Linked DNA regions of Homo sapiens: region 2 is linked to region 1. Evidence: read pairs that join two places in POLR2A ChIA-PET (ENCODE). Cell type or tissue: OCI-LY7. All regions are shown on one strand.

Evidence for each region. Peaks named below come from ENCODE experiments on the same cell type or tissue, not always from the same donor. Only the 100,000 strongest peaks of a DNase experiment are listed, where the experiment ranks them.
Region 2: POLR2A ChIA-PET joins it to region 1 with 7 read pairs; 2 of 35 experiments call an interaction of 5 or more read pairs at or near these places.

The regions. Positions count from the first base shown.
Region 1 is chr9:129,958,655-129,966,654 of GRCh38, forward strand. All of the region lies in intron 4 of FNBP1 (formin binding protein 1), which reads right to left. Among named protein-coding and RNA genes, the nearest start is that of FNBP1, 81 kb to the right of the region's middle. In OCI-LY7, no CTCF peak of the experiment used is centred here; DNase peaks (open chromatin) are centred at 4,567 and 5,667; H3K4me3 peaks cover 2,142 bases; H3K27ac peaks cover 3,359 bases.
Region 2 is chr9:130,700,891-130,708,890 of GRCh38, forward strand. EXOSC2 (exosome component 2) reads left to right here. Exons shown (of 9, transcript NM_014285.7): 6 at 1-45; 7 at 1,244-1,420; 8 at 2,163-2,291; 9 at 2,804-4,002. The coding sequence ends at 2,884. Among named protein-coding and RNA genes, the nearest start is that of EXOSC2, 11 kb to the left of the region's middle. In OCI-LY7, CTCF peaks have their summits at 345 (motif pointing right), 562 and 6,641 (motif pointing right); DNase peaks (open chromatin) are centred at 361 and 6,641.

The DNA of each region.
Region 1 (8,000 bases):
CTCTAGTATGTATGCTCCAAAGAAATTTAAGAGTTGAAAGGGGTAGCCGGGTGCGGTGGCTCACATCTGTAATCCCAGAACCCTGGGAGGCTGAGGAAGAAGAATCGCTTGAGCCAAGGAGTTCAAGACAGCCTGGGCAACACAGTGAGACCCCCCACTCTACAAAAAAATAGAAAAATTAGCTGGATGTGGTGGCACACACTGATAGTCCCAGCTACTCTGGAGGCTGAGGTGGGAGGATCACCTAAGTCCAGGGAGGTTGACACTGCCACATTGAGCTGTGATTGCACCACTGCACTCCAGCCTGGATGACACAGTGAAACTCTGCCTCAAAAAAAAAAAAAAAAAAAAAAGGAAAAGGGAATAAAAAGCTTAATGTGGAAACGAAAACAAGAATAGTCATCACAGATGAAACAAGTTTCACTTGGGGGGAAAAAAAGCAGTCACAGAGTTCCCTTTACAGCTTTAGGTACAACTGTATAAAATTTGAAGACAGGCCAGGCATGGTGGTGAGCACACCTGTAGTCAGTTACTTGGGAGGCTGAGGTTGGAAGCTCACCTAAGCCTGGGAGGTTGAGGCCGCAGTGAGCCGTGATCGTGCCACTGCACTCCAGCCTGAGTGACAGAATGAGACCCCATCTCAAAAAAATAAAATAGGCTGGACGGTGGCTCACACCTGTAATCCCAGCACTTTGGGAGGCTGAAGTGGGTGGATCATGAGGTCAGGAGTTCAAGACCAGCCTGGCCAATATGGTGAAACCCCATCTCTACTAAAAAGACAAAAATCAGCCAGGCGTGGTGGTGCGTGCCTGTAATCCCAGCTACTTGGGAGGCTGAGGCAGGAGAATTGCTTGAACCTGGGAGGCAGAGGTTGCAGTGAGCTGAGATCGTGCTAATGCACTCCAGCTCTGGGCAACAGAGCAAGACTCGGTCTCAAAAAATAAAAAAATAAAATAAAATTTGAAGACATATATGCCACTTGGAAAAACGACAGGAATGTTTTAAGACAGCGATCGCTTCATCTTTTTTAACTGCTTTGAGATATGATTCAGATATGATCTGATTTACCATTTAAACTAAGCAATTCACAAAACTGTACAACCATCACCACGACCAATTTTAGAATATTTTTATCACCCCTAAAAGAAACCTGTACCCACTAGCCGTCACCCTCCATCTTCCTCAGCCCTAGGGAGCCTGTTTCTGTCTGTGGATTTGTTTATTCTGGCTGTTTCCTATGAATGGAGACATGGTCTGAGGCCTTTGGTAACTGGGATGTGTTCATTATCTCCTCATATCCACTTCGCATGATTTCAAGGTCGACATTGTCACATGTATCAGTACTCCATTCTTTTTTATTGCCAAATGATTATTCCATCATGTGGCTATCCCACATTTTGTTTATCCATTCAACAGTTGATAGACATCAGAGTTGTTTCTAGGTTTGGGCTATTATGAAAAATGCGGCCAGGCCAGCACTTTGGGAGGCAGAGGTGGGCGGATCACGAGGTCAGGAGTTTGAGACTAGCCTGGCCAACATGGTGAAACCCTGTCTCTACTAAAAATACAAAAACTGGCCGGGCGTGGTGGCGTGGACCTGTAATCTCAGCTACTCCGGAGGCTTAGGCAGGATAATTGCTTAAAACCTAGGGGGCTGGAGGTTGCACTGCACTGAGCCGAGATCGCGCTGCTGTACTCCAGCCTGGGTGACAGATCAAGACTCCATCTCAAAAAAAAAAAAAAAAAAAAGAAAAAGAAAAAGAAAAAGAAAAAGAAAATTGCTGCTATAAACACTTGAGTAAGAGTTTTGAGTGTTTTGTGTGCATGGCTGTTTTCATTATTAGATTATTTTAAATATAAAGATAAATTTCCCTCCTGGCCATCTGCAAAGGCCCTGAGGCAGGCTCTGGTGTGGTGTTAACCTGGCGGCCAGATCTGGAGGAGCCTCGGGGAGAATATCATATGAGGTCAGAGAAGAAAGAGGGAGTTGTATAGGGTCTTGTAGGCTTTTTTGCCTGAATGAACCAGAGTCGATGAGTAACTCTAAGATGTTGTGAAGGAAAGATTTCAGATGGTGGGAGGCTTTTGTAACAATCCTGGAGATTACTGCAACTTGGACAGGTTGTAGGTAGCGAGCAGTGCAGGTGGTGAGAGGGGTCAGGTTTTGGGCACCTTTTGATCACCCAAACTTCCAGGATTTTCTGGGAGATAAGATGAGATGTGCAATAATGAGCTGCCCAGGGTGACTCCGAGGTTGTCAGTCTGAGCTTTAGGAGAAGGAAGACTGAGAGAAGTGGGTCTGAGGAGGAAGATCATACACGTAGTTTCACATGTGTTAAGGCTGATATTTCTATGAGACTCCCAAGTAGAGAGACTAGCCGAGCGTGGTGGCTCATGCCTGTAATCCCATCACTTTGGGAGGCCAAGGTGGGCGAACCACCAAAGGTCAGGAGTTCTAGACCAGCCTGGGCAACATGGTGAAACCCCGTCTCTACTAAAAATACAAAAAGTAGCCAGGCATGGTGGCGCATGCCTGTAATCCCAGCTACTCGGGAGGCTGAGGCAGGAGAATCACTTGAACTGGGAGGCGGAGGTTGCGGTGAGCCGAGATAGTACCATTGTACTCCAGCCTGGGTGACAGATAGAGACTCCATCTCAAAAAAACCCCCGAAAAACAAACAAACAAACAAGTAGAGAGACTAATATGTACTTGGACTTGTGGATCTGAGCTTAGGGAGCGGTCTGTACTAAAGACCAGTTTGGGAGTCTTCAGTATAAAGTGGATAGTTAAAGCCAGGAGACCAAAGAAGACAAAGATCCCAAGGAAGGAAGTGCTAGAAATATGCAGAAATGTTAAGAGAATGGTGTCTTTTTTTTGTTCAGTGACCTAAAATCACCAGTTCCCTAAATCCTTTATATATTTTATTTTTTGAGACGGAGTCTTGTTCCGTTGCCCAGGCTGGAGGACAGTGGCGTGATCTCGGTTCACTGAGACCTCTGCCTCCCTGTGACCTCTGCCTCCCGGGTTCAAGTGATTCTCCTGCCTCAGCCTCCCTGGTAGCTGGGAATACAGGTGCGACCCACCACGCCCAGCTAATTTTTTGTATTTTTAGTAGAGACAGGGTTTCACCATGTTGGCCAGGCTGGTCTCGAACTCCCGGCCTCAAGTGATCCGCTTGCCTCGGCCTCCCAAAGTGCTGGGATTACAGGCGTGAGCCACCGTGCCCGGCCCCTAAATCTTTTAGTATCCTTCCACACTGTACCATCGCTGACTTGGTCAATGTCCTGCAAATTTCCCAGGTGCATTCTCCACCCTGTCTGGGTCCCCAGAGACTGACATGCAGGGATCTCATGAACCCTTGCCCTCTGGTTCTGATGAGATTTGCCACAAGGATGTTCTGAGTGATCAGAGGGCAGGAAACTGTACCTGCAGCTTCTCCTCACTGAGATGATACAGGTTGGCTGGGTCCTTGGACCAAAGGGCACAGCTCCAGTCAGGCAGTGCCCCGCATGCAGCTAACCTCAGAAGTTCCTCATCTGTGAAATTCCTGGAAGGCTCCTCCAGCCCTGTGAGGCCTGGGGGCAACATCAGCTCCCCACTGTGACTTGCTCCAGGGTACTGAACCATCCTCACTGCTTTTCCTAAACTCTATCCGCCACGTTGTAAATGCTCCTTTTAATAACCGACCTTCCTTCAATTACTGAGTTTGAATGTGCTGTCTGTTTTCTGGCTCACAAGGTAAGCATTGGTGTTAGGGGTGCACTGCAGAGAAGGTCAGGTGAAGGAAGGATAAAAACAAAGAGGTCCACTAGGTAGAGCCTCGGAGCTTTTCCCGTACCTCGTCAGAACCTAGGATTTAGCGGAGTCAGAAAATGGAGCTGACAACTGGAAAGGCTGGGAAGGCAGAGACAACATCAGATTTAGAACAGTGCTCCTTTATAAGGGAATGTTTTCTTGTCTCTCTTTTGAGGTCGAGTTTCACTGTTTTAAGCGCCTCTTTGCAGTCAGTTTTATCTATCCAGCAATTTTTTGGTCTCTGCAAACCCAGGGGGAGCCCCTTGGGGCTTCGTTTTTCAGCTCTTGTAATGGACATAAGGATAGAACAGAAAAGAAGGGATCCAGGCTGTGGGAGAATTAAGAAGTAGAGCCAAGGACAGGGTTAGGGAAACTCTGGACCTTAGTGGAGAACGTATAGAAAATACAAGCGGGTTTTCTGAAAGCCACGCTTTCAGGGAGGACCCCCCAGAGACCAGAGCGTCAATTTCAAACCATCTGGGCTCAACTGTGCCCTTTTTGGAAGGCACCTCTGGTCCTGAAAGTCTTTATCGGGTGACTTCTCTGCGAAGAGAAAGATCCCATTTCCTAAGCCGGAGCACCGAGTTACGCAGTTTGCTGAAGAGATGCAGCCGCTCCCAAAAGTTTTACTTTGAGATTCAAAGACAGGAACAAAAAGAGAAAACCCCAGCACCAATTCAGAGCTGTACTCGAGGTTGACGATCTATCTCTCCAGCACCTCTGAAAGTGAATGTTTTAACAAAGTGAAAGCTCCCTCCAGCTTGGGGCAATGCTGTGGGTGGAGACAGGAAATGCACAGAAGCCCAGCAGACAATGACAGGCATTGCCTGGGACATGTCACCTGACTTTCATATAAAATAAATCTCTGAAGACAAGAGTCTTAAAAAAAAAAGTCTTATTTTAAAAACACGAGGGATGATTTTGATTGAAAAATCCATAGAGTGGTTCCCTTGCCACTCCTTAGTGTAAATATATAATAAATATGCATTTGTGTTTAAGGCACGGTGTGCACCTTGAATTTACTGGTAAGTTATCTCTCATGAAGACTGCTCAGCCACACCTCTCCCCACATTATTAAACCACTACCTGAAAACTGCAATTATCATCGTACCATTTCATGGGGCTTAGGAGATTGTGGGTGATGCCCATCTTCCTTCCTTCCAGCCTTTTTTTTTTTTTTTTTTAAAAAAACAAGTCTCTGTCACCCATGCTGGAGTGCAGTGGCACAATCTCGGCTCACTGCAACTTCCGCCTCCTGGGTTCAAGCAATTCTCCTGCCTCAGCCTCCTGAGTAGCTGGGACTACAGGCATGCGCCACCACGCCCGGCTAATTTTTGTGTTTTTAGTAGAGACAGGGTTTCACCATGTTGGCCAGGCTATCCTCGAACCCCTGACCTCAAGTGATATGCCTGCCTCAGACTCCGAAAGTGCTGGGATTACAGGCATGAGCCACCATGCCCAGCCCCAGCCTTTTTCACAGTACCTGTCCCTCTATCATTTATTTGGCCATAACATACGAAAAACTATCCGTGCTGGGGGATCCTTCAGGAAATTAAGGGAGGGAACAAAAGCCCTCCTTTGTGCTCTGTGCCTACCATGACCTGAATAGCTGGGGTTTGTTTCTAGCTCTATCTTCGCTGCTTTCACCGGAAAAGCTATTTTAACAGTTACAAAGTTAAACAAATAAACCAGCTTTGCCAGATGTATTTGTTGTTTACCAACAATGGCCGAACATTTCTTTTCTGGACAGTGAGCAAGTGTGTGTCTAAAAAGTGTGCCTGCAAGCACTAAAGAAGGAGGAATTGTTCTCCGGACAAAGATAAAAAGTGCTTCTTTTGGAGCCATAGAATGAAGTCATCACAGCTCCTTTCTCTCCTATCAGAAAAGAGACAGGAAATGCCATCTCTAGAGACCCAGAGAAATGCTTCTTACTTTCTGCTGTCATAAGATGCTTTTAGTTTCTTTTAAAACATAATAATAAGCTAAAACAAACAAACAAACAAAAAAACCCAAACCCTAATAGTTTCTGGGGTGACAGCTACACTTACTTATTTCAACTTTTTAGTTGAAATAAAAGTCTACACAGATCAAATCACCCTTCAAATTTTTTAAAGAAATTTCCCAGTGAACAGAGGTGGCTGAGATTAAAAAAAAAAAAAAATCACAGAGAATCTAAAATAAGCAAGCATTAACTTTAAGAAAAACGACAATGGCAAAGCTTTTGAGACAATTTTACTGAACTGCAAGAAATCACAGACAGAACAGACAAACTCACACAAATGCTATGAGAATGTTTAGTATTCACACTGCAATTAGGTACAACAGCTGCTCATTTTTGCTATTTATATAGATATTAAACCATTAACAGTTAAAAGAGCAAAATATGGCACTGATGTGAGAACAGCCCTTTCAAAAAAAAAAAAGTAGAAAAAAACATAAGAATAAACACTCAACTGAGAACAGTCAACCATCTGGAATTTTAAATAAAACTCAGATTCCACAGATGCAAACAAAGAAACAAAAAGACTTGAAAAGGGCAAAGAAAGAGGGAGCTTCCAGCAAACATGCCTGTGACAAATCCTGTTTCCTCTAAACTCACAGCGTAGTAGTGGGTTTGAACAGGAGCAGCTTCCAAGTCTGAATCAGGACTCCCAGTTTTAATTGAGCTAGAACTCTAAGCGGCGTGGATATTTCTATGGACCATGTGGCGTAATGGCAAAACGCCTTAGTCCTGTTCAAGTGGGTATGTCGTACCCCACTTAAAACCCAAACCAGAAACCAGAAACGTTCACTAAGGGACACACATTCTATTTTTACTTAGCAAGGCTTATTTTTCCAAGTTTATCCATAGTAAAAATACCTTCTTAATGAACGTGTTCGAAGTTTTCTAAATGCCTACCTCTCAGAGGCATGCTCAGTTGCTTGACTTTACCCGTAACACTGAGCAGCATGAGGCAATGGGCCAGGGTCAGGCCTAAGCAGCAGCATTTTCCCTCCCTCCTTCTCTGGCTACTCCTCTGCTCACTGTTCCTCGGTTATTCTCACCCAGAAGGCTCCACATGCAGCAATGATCTTTTATCTGTTTTTCAAAGCAATCCTGTCTTCACATTCCTTGAAATTCGCATCCCTAGGCCGCAATCCCAGTACTTTGAGAGGCCGAGGCAGGGGGATCGCTTGAGGCCAGGAGTTTGAGACCAGCCTGGGTAACATGGTGAAACCCCATCTCTCTTAAAACACACACACACACGCGCGCGCGCGCACACACACACACACATAGAAAGAAAAAGAAAAGAAGAAAGGGAAGGAAGTGAAGGAAGGGAGGGAAGGGAGGGAAGGAGGGAGGGAGGGGGGAAGGAGGGAGGGAGGGAGGAAGGAAGGAAGGAAGGAAGGAAGGAAGGAAGGAAGGAAATCAATCAAGAAATCTTAATTCCTCTCATGGAATGGCTCATTTTCTTGCCTGATCCCTTCTGAGGATATAAAGCTGTTACTTGCAGCATCTGATACAGAGAATCTCCCATCAATAAGATTTTTAGATAGAGTGCCAGGGTGATCATCCCATGCTCACTGACATGCCCACTTGTGAACAGGGCTGCTCCAGGCACGAGGAAAGCTGTGTAAACAAAACAAAGTCCCCTGTCCCAGTGAAACTGAGTGGATCCAGAAGTAAGACAAACAGGGTAAAGGAATAAGGAGGGATGGGTGTAGGTGAAGGTAGCTATTTTAGACAAGGGCAGTCTGGGATGACATTTGAGTAGAGACTTGCATAAAACGTGGGAGTGAACTTACAAGGGTCTGAGGAATACCCTCCAAGCCGCAGGCAGAGCAAGTGCAGATGCTCTGAGTGTGAAGGGGCTTGCCCTGTTTGAGGAACAGCTGGATGCCAGTGCCACTAGACCAAGGTAAAGGGCACAGGGACGGAGGGCAGGCAGGGGCTTGACCATGGACAGCCTCACCAGCCACGGTAAGCATGTTGGAAGATTTAAGAAAGGAAGTGACAGCCGGATGCAGTGGCTCACGCCTGTAATCCCAGCACTTTGGGAGGTCGAGATGGGCGGATCATTTGAGGTCAGGAGTTCGAGACCAGCCTGGCCAACATGATGAAATGCCGTCTCTACTAAAAATACAAAAAAAATTAGCTGGGCATAGTGGCACACACCTGTAATCCCAGCTACTTGGGAGGCTGAGGCAGGAGAATTGCTTGAAC
Region 2 (8,000 bases), 740 kb after region 1:
GACGGAGCTGTCTCTTTGCACACGAGGAGCCTGAAATATGGAAAAGTAAGTCGGGCTCTTGATGTTCCTGTTTGCTGACTGAGACTACAAGGCTATTTTTGAATCCCCATAGCTCTCTGGAATTCTGGCCTAAAGAACCCCAGTAGCTAAGCATTAATAGAGGCTGGCATCCCACAAACTGATCGTGTTCCTTAAACGTAACATCAGGACGGTCAGGGTTCACAGGGTCATGGGTCAGTAGCCTTGTAAAGAACAAGTTTTATCCTTTTTCTCCAAGGAGACTGACTTTCACCAGAAGAGCCCCTCCAACTGTGGGCTGGGAGGTGCAGCTGTCTCTCTTCCTCCAGGGGGCGCTGCAGCTCAGCACTGGGGCTGAGGCTGTCCTGGGAACAAAGGCAGGCTGGGTCTGGTTAAACAGCCCTTAGACAAACGTCCAATCAGTCCAGTGGATGTTATTGCTGGCAAAGCTTGCTCTGTCATCTGAGCCTCTAAATGGAATTTCACTGCTTTTCTTGTACGAGGTTGCATTATTGAAGCTATTTACTATTTTAAGGAGAGCATACTTCCTAAAACAAATTAGGATTTACTAGTCTCTTAGCTTTATCTGGGTGAACGTTTTTATTTTCTGAGTGGAACAAAAACCTCTTCCCTTAATGGAGTGGCTGCAGACAGCCACGTTGATGTACATGGAGTAGGCAGAGGACTGCTGCAGTATGCTGACTTTCACAACCCTGGGTCCTGCGGACTCTTCCTTGGCAGGACGTGGACTTGAGCTGTCCTGCCAGGACCAGACATGGATTTGCACCCAGCTCCACCCATCTCCTTACCTACCCAGAGGCACACATCTCACAGGCAAGATGAGTGTTTGGGGTTCAGGTATGAGCTAGGGTCATGGAACAACGCAGTGCTCCTGGGCCAGCAGGAGGCTCCAGCTCACTTCCTCATTGGCTTCAGCTTCTCTAATGTCTGGCACATGAGTTCTGGCTTAGAGTGCAAGGAAGACTGCAAAGGGAAATGACAGAGAAGAGTATTGAAGGTCACCTTCTGCTGGGATGTATGAATAGCCTCTGAGTCCCAAAGCGTTCTCTGCAAAAATGTGTACTATGTGTATGCATGTAGGCGACAGCAATTATAAACAGGAAGGACACCAATTTGAATATACTTAGGATGTATATTCTGTAGTCTCCTTTTCATTCATCCCGCCAATCTTGCAGTGACCTAGCTTCGTGATATATTTCTTTAGCTAGGTCAGGGGGTTTTGGTCCAGGTTTCCCCCTCCCTGGTGAAACGGCAGAAGACCCACTTTCATGATTTGCCATGTGGTGCCTCAGTGATTCTCGGTAACAACGGCTTCATCTGGATTTACCCAACACCTGAGCACAAAGAAGAGGAAGCAGGGGGCTTCATTGCAAACCTGGAGGTGAGCAAACACTGTGGCCATTTTCAGTGGGATGGAGGGGGCTCAGTCTTTGCTGTGTTTTTGTGGCCAGTGAAGTTGGTTGTTTTTAGCTATGTTACTGGTGTAGGCTGAGTCACTTTGACTTTCCATCACGGTATGTTCATGAAGCCCATATTATCTTCTCTTCTAAGGAGATGAATTCAGTGAATGGTTTGGTGTTTGTTGGTGGAGGTGGCAAAGTTGCAGGGTAATAGCCGAAGAGCCAGTGAAGAAGCCATTCTTTTTCTGTTTTTTTGTTTGTTTGTTTTGTTTTGTTTTGTTTTGAGACGGAGTCTTGCTCTGTCGCCCAGGCTGGAGTGCAGTGGTGCCATCTCGGCTCACTGCAAGCTCCACCTCCTGGGTTCAAGTGATTCTCCTGCCTCAGCCTCCTGAGTAGCTGGGATTACAGGTGTGCCCCACCATGCTCTGCTAATTTATCTATTTTTAGTAGAGATGGGGTTTCACCATGTTGGTCAGGCTGGTCTTGAATTCCTGACCTTGTGATCCACCCGCCTCGGCCTCCCAAAGTGCTGGGATTACAGACATGAGACACTGCACCCTGCCCCATTCCTTTTAATCTCCCTTGGAATTAGCTGTTTGGTTGATTTGGAGTTCCAGGGTGATACTGTCTGAGTCATAAATGATTTATTTGTGAATTTCTGTGGCTGGTCACGTATTTTGGTCCTGTTTGTATTTCCCTTCCCCTCTCTGTGTCTCCTTATAGCCTGTCTCTCTTGCTGATCGAGAGGTGATATCCCGGCTTCGGAACTGCATCATCTCGCTGGTAACTCAGAGGATGATGCTGTATGATACCAGCATCCTGTACTGCTATGAAGCATCCCTTCCACATCAGGTACTCTCCCCAGGGCCTCTCCCTTCTTCACTGATCTGTGAGCTGCTCTGTTGTTTGTTCAGAGACAATATGCACATCTCCCCAATACTTTCCCAACATCCGTCAGTATGAACTGGCCTGAAACAGCCTTAATGAGTGTCTGGTAGATCTTTCCCTAAGAAACTTGCAATATTCTCAATGCCTAGTGTCAGTCTAAGGATTTTGGGGCAGGAGGTGTCAGGTGGGACTAGTTTATGAGAGCAACCTCTGGACTACATCTTACCTCTCCCAAATTTCAGCCAGCTTTTGGATGAATGTCAGAATAATATCTTTGTTCTTGTCGACTATATCCCAGAGCATCTTGCTGATTTATTAGGCTGCTTCTAGCAGATCATATCTTGTAACGCTTAGTCTCTGAGACATGAAAGGAATACAGAAAGTTTATGTTAACGGCTTGATTTATGTTTGGATTGGCTTGGTGGTCTGTTTATGGTTGGTTTCTTTTCTGAACAAATGCCTTTTCCCTTTTTCAGATCAAAGACATCTTAAAGCCAGAAATAATGGAGGAGATTGTGATGGAAACACGCCAGAGGCTTTTGGAACAGGAGGGATAAGGAGGTGCTCCAGAAGCACGGGACTGTGGACCTTGCAGGAGTGAAGACTGTGATGTGTGGTCCCCATATGTGGCTCAGCAAAGACTCGAGAGATCATCCCTTTGTCTGCATTGACGGCCCTGTGACGGCCTCCAGCCCACAGGCCTGCTTTCTCCTGTCCTAACACCAAGCCTGGGTGGCAGATGAACAGTGCTTCCTTGGGTTGCCAGCTGAGTCCCGGTATTAGGGAATAGTTTCAGCTCTTTCAAAGTGCACAGTGTTACAGTCGAATGGGCTCCCATCCTGGAATAATATGGAGAATCCTTTGTCTTCCACTCACTGTCATTCACAAGGCACAGTGCCCCATGAAATTGCCCCAATAGAAAACATGGCATCCCTGACCTCCAAATGGTCTGTTTTGGCCTCCATTCCTATATCCTTTAAATGACTGAGAATGCAGCTGGTAAAGTTGGAAGAATAAAGTTAACCAAGCAGGCCAGGCACGGTGGCTCACGCCTATAATCCCAGCACTTAGGGAGGCCAAGGCGGGCAGATCACCTGAGGTCAATAGTTCGAGACCAGCCTGGCCAACAAGGTGAAACCCCATCTCTACTAAAAATACAAAAAATTAGCCAGGTGTGGTGGTGTGCACCTGTAGTCCCAGCTATTTGGGAGGCTGAGGTGGGAGAATCACTTGAACCTGGGAGGCGGAGGTTGCAGTGAGCTGAAATCGCGTACCACACTCCAGCCTGGGTGACAGAGCGAGACTGTGTTTCAAAGAAAAAAAAAAACAAGCAGCCTTTTGCTTGGTTGGAATCTGATTTTCTGTTGCGTGTTCCTTGTAGCCATAGATGTGATTATGTCCACACCGGGCTGCCTTAATCTGTCCTGCTTGGAGAGTGACTTGTAAGATGCTGAATTATTCATGATAATACAGTGAATGTTCTGGGTCCATGTACTCAGATAAACATGAAGAAAATAAGCAAAGAAAAATGGAGACTGGGAAAGCAAAGCTGTTTTCATCCTATAATTGAAGTAGTGTGGAGCATTAACTTGTGGATGATTCAGAGTTAAAAGATAAAAAGACGCCAGAGTTCTCGCTGAAGAATGTGAGAATTCCTGTGCATTGTTTTTTCTGATGACTATCTAAAAATGGTGCCCTGATGTAGGTTTGGGGGAACATTCTTAAAAACAAGGGTGCTATGTGCCTGTAATCCAGCACTTTGGGAAGCTGAGTGGGCAGATCACCTGAGGTCAGGAGTTCAAGACCAGCCCGGCCAATACAGTGAAACCTCGTCTTTACCAAAAATACAAAAATTAGCCGGGTGTGGTGGCACAAGCCTGTATGTAGTCAGCTACTCAGGAGGCTGAGGCATGAGAATCGCTTGAATTCGGGAGGCGGAGTTGCAGTGAGCTGAGATCGCACCATTGCACTTCAGCCTAGGTGACACAGTGAGACTGTCTCGAAAGAAAGGAAAAGAAAAGGCGGCCGGACGTGGTGGCTCATGCCTGTAATCCCAGCACTTTGGGAGGCTGAGGTGGGTGGATCACAAGGTCAGATCGAGACCATCCTGGCTAACATGGTGAAACCCCGTCTCCACTAAAAATACAGAAAAAACAAACCATAGCCTGGCATGGTGGCTGGCACCTGTAGCTCTACTACTTGGGAGGCTGAGGCAGGAAAATGACGTGAACCCGGGAGGTGGAGCTTGCAGTGAGCTGAGATCGTGCCACTGCATTCCAGCCTGGGTGACAGAGTGAGACTGTCTCAAAAAAAAAAAAAAAAGGGACACTATATGCAAGCGCTGTCTTCACATATGTGGCAAACTTGTTTGTTTGTTTTTGAGACAGAGTGTCGCTGTGTCGCTAGGCTGGAGTGCAGTGGCTCGATCTCGGCTCACTGCAACCTCCACCTCCTGGGTTCAAGCAATTCTGCCTCAGCCTCCCAAGTAGCTGGGACTATAGGCATGCGCCAACACGCCCAGCTAATTTTTGTGTTTTTAGTGGAGATCGTTTCACCATGTTGAGCAGGCTGGTCTCGATCTCTTGACCTTGTGATCCACCCGCCTCGGCCTCCCAAAGTGTTTGGATTACAGGTATGAACCACTGCACCCAGCCATATTTTTTGATATTTATAGACGTCTTTTTTTTTTTTGTTTTTTTGAGACGGAGTCTTGCTCTGTCACCAGGTTGGAGTGCAGTGGCGCGATCTCGGCTCACTGCAACCTCCGCCTCCTGGGTTTAAGCGATTCTCCTGCCTAAGCCTCCCGAGTAGCTGGGATTACAGGCACGTGCCACCACGCCCAACTAATTTTTGTATTTTTAGTAGAGGTGGCATTCTACCATGTTGGCCAGGATGGTTTTGATTTCCTGACCTTGTGATCCCCCCGCCTCAGCCTGCCAAAGTGCTGGGATTACAGGCGTGAGCCACTGAGCCCAGCTATAGATGTCTTAACATCATTGTTTTCTGTTCTTTTGTTCCGGGTAATAATAAGGAGCTGAGGACAGCTGAGGAAGGGCTTGGCTGACAAAATGCCTTCCGACAGAGCCCTAACTACTCCACGTAAACCTAGGACAGTCTCAATGGTAGTAACTTTGAACACTGCATTTGATAACTTTCAAATACAACTTGGCTCTTTTTCATTAAATGGTATGCTTCTCTATAACAACACAATAAACAACTTCTTACCTCACTTTCTTTTTTTGAGACAGGGTCTCACTCTGTCACCCAGGCTGGAGTGGGGTGGCATGGATCACAGATCACTGGAGCCTCTACCTCCCAGGCTCAAGTGAACCTATCTTAGCCTCCCGAGTAGCTGGGTCCACAGGCATGTGACGTACCACCATGCCTGGCTTTTTTTTTTTTTTTTTTTTTTTGAGACAGGGTCTTGCTCTGTCACCTAGGCTGGACTGCAGTGGCACAATCACGTCTCAACCTCCTGGTCTCAACCAGTTTCCAACTTCAGCCTTCTGAGTAGCTGGGACTACAGGTGCTGAGCCACCACATCCAGCTAATTGTTTTTGTTTTTTGTTTTTCGGCAGAGATGAAGTCTCACTATGTTGCCCAGGCTGGTCTTGAACTCCTGACCTCAAGCAACCCTCCTGCTCAAGCCATCTTCCCACCTTAGCCTCCCAGAGTGTTGAGATTACAGGCATGAGCCACCACACGCTGCCTATTTTTTTTATTTTTACGAATTTTTTTGTTGTTGCCCAGGCTCAAGCGATCCACCCACCTTTGCCTCCCAAAGTGCTGGGATTATGTGTGTGAGCCACAGCTCCTGGCCTCTTTTTTTGTTTTTCCTATCCCAAGTTGTATTACTAGTTTTGGGGAGTTTGCAGACAATTGAATATTCTATAGGCTGTGTTGCAGCTTTAGATGGATCGACCTGTCATGTTTTTGAGGTTATCCAGGCTGTATATCTCTGGAGAGAAGGGAATGGCAAAGAGTGGGAGTCTGAGTCAAGTTTGGTTTTGTTTTTTTAAGAGACAAGGTCTCTGTAATCCAGGCTGCAGTACACTGGCATGACCATGGCTCACTATAGACTTGGGCTCAGCCAATCTTCCTGCCTCAGCCTCCTGAGTAGCTGGGTTTGGTTTTCCCCAGGGCCATATGTCAGCTTATTTACCCTCCTCACTTGGTGTCTCCCAGCCTGCCAGCCCATGCTGTTCATCCAGTATCTGCTGAATGGTGATTACCTATTAAGTGGAACTAACACAAAATTGCTTATCTAAAAGCAATTATTGGTGATTATTTCCTTGCAGTGGCCCACTAGAGGGCGCCATTGTTAAGTGTAATTCCAGTAGGTGTTTTGTGTTTTTTTTTTTTAATGGAATAAACTGAAATCTTTACATGGTACTGAATCCCTTTAGCAACTTGGGGGGTTGCTTTAACTGAATCACTTTTAATGAAGATATATGAACTTGAAGGGATTTATTCAATATATGACAATATTACTCAATATTACTTTTTTTTTTTTTTTTTTTTGAGACAAAGTCTCGCCCTATCCCCCAGGCTGGAGTACAGTGACGGGATGTCAGCTCACTGCAACCTCCGCCTCCCGGGTTCACGTGATACTCTTGCCTCAGCTTCCTGCATAGCTGGGACTACAGGCACCCACCACCACGCCCAGCTAATTTTTTTGTTTGTTTGTTTGTTTGTTTTCCTGAGACGGAGTCTCACTGTCACCCAGGCTGGAGTGCAGTGGCGTAATCTTGGCTCACTGCAACCTCCACCTCCCGGGTTCAAGCGATTCTCCTGCCTCAGCCTCTTGAGTAGCTGGAACTACAGGCACGTGCCACCATGCCCAGCTAATTTTGTGTATGTTTAGTAGAGACGAGGTTTCACTGTGTTAACCAGGATGGTCTCTATCTTCTGACCTCGTGATCTGCCCGCCTCAGCCTCCCAAAGTGCTGGGATTACAGGAATGAGCCACTGCGCCCAGCTGAATTTTTATATTTTTAGTAGAGATGGGGTTTCGCCATGTTGGTCAGCCTGCTCTTGAACTCTTGAACTCAGGTGATCTGCCTGCCTTGGCCTCCTGAAGTGTTGGGATTACAGGTGTGAGCCACCACACCCAGCCAAGCAATATTTATTTCCGATTGTCAGGCATTTGCCAGGCTTTGGATTCTAGTTTTTAAGCCCTTAACAGTATCATTCAGGGCCTATGTTCTCAGGACCTCTTGAGACTGTGCCTCGGTTTTTAAAAAAAGTATCATTCTACAGTATTATACAGGCATTTTTAAAGTACAGTGCATTGGCCGGGTGCGGTGGCTCACACCTGTAATCCCAGCACTGTGGGAGGCTGAGGCGGGCGGATCACCTGAGGTCGGGAGTTTGAGATCAGCCTGGCTAACATGGGGAAACCCCATCTCTACTAAAGATACAAAATGAGCTGGGCGTGGTGGTGGGTGCCTGTAATCCCTCAGGAGGCTGAGGCAGGTGAATCGCTTGAACCCGGGAGGTGGAGGTTGCAATGATCCGGGATCGTGCCACTGCACTCCAGCCGGGGTGACAGAGTGAGACTCTGTCTCCAAAAAAAAAAAAAAAAAAAAAAATACAGTGCATCTCTAGAAAAAAATACTAGAGTCTGGGCATTGGGCATGGGGCTCACCTAAAACAAGAAAATGGCAAAGTGGA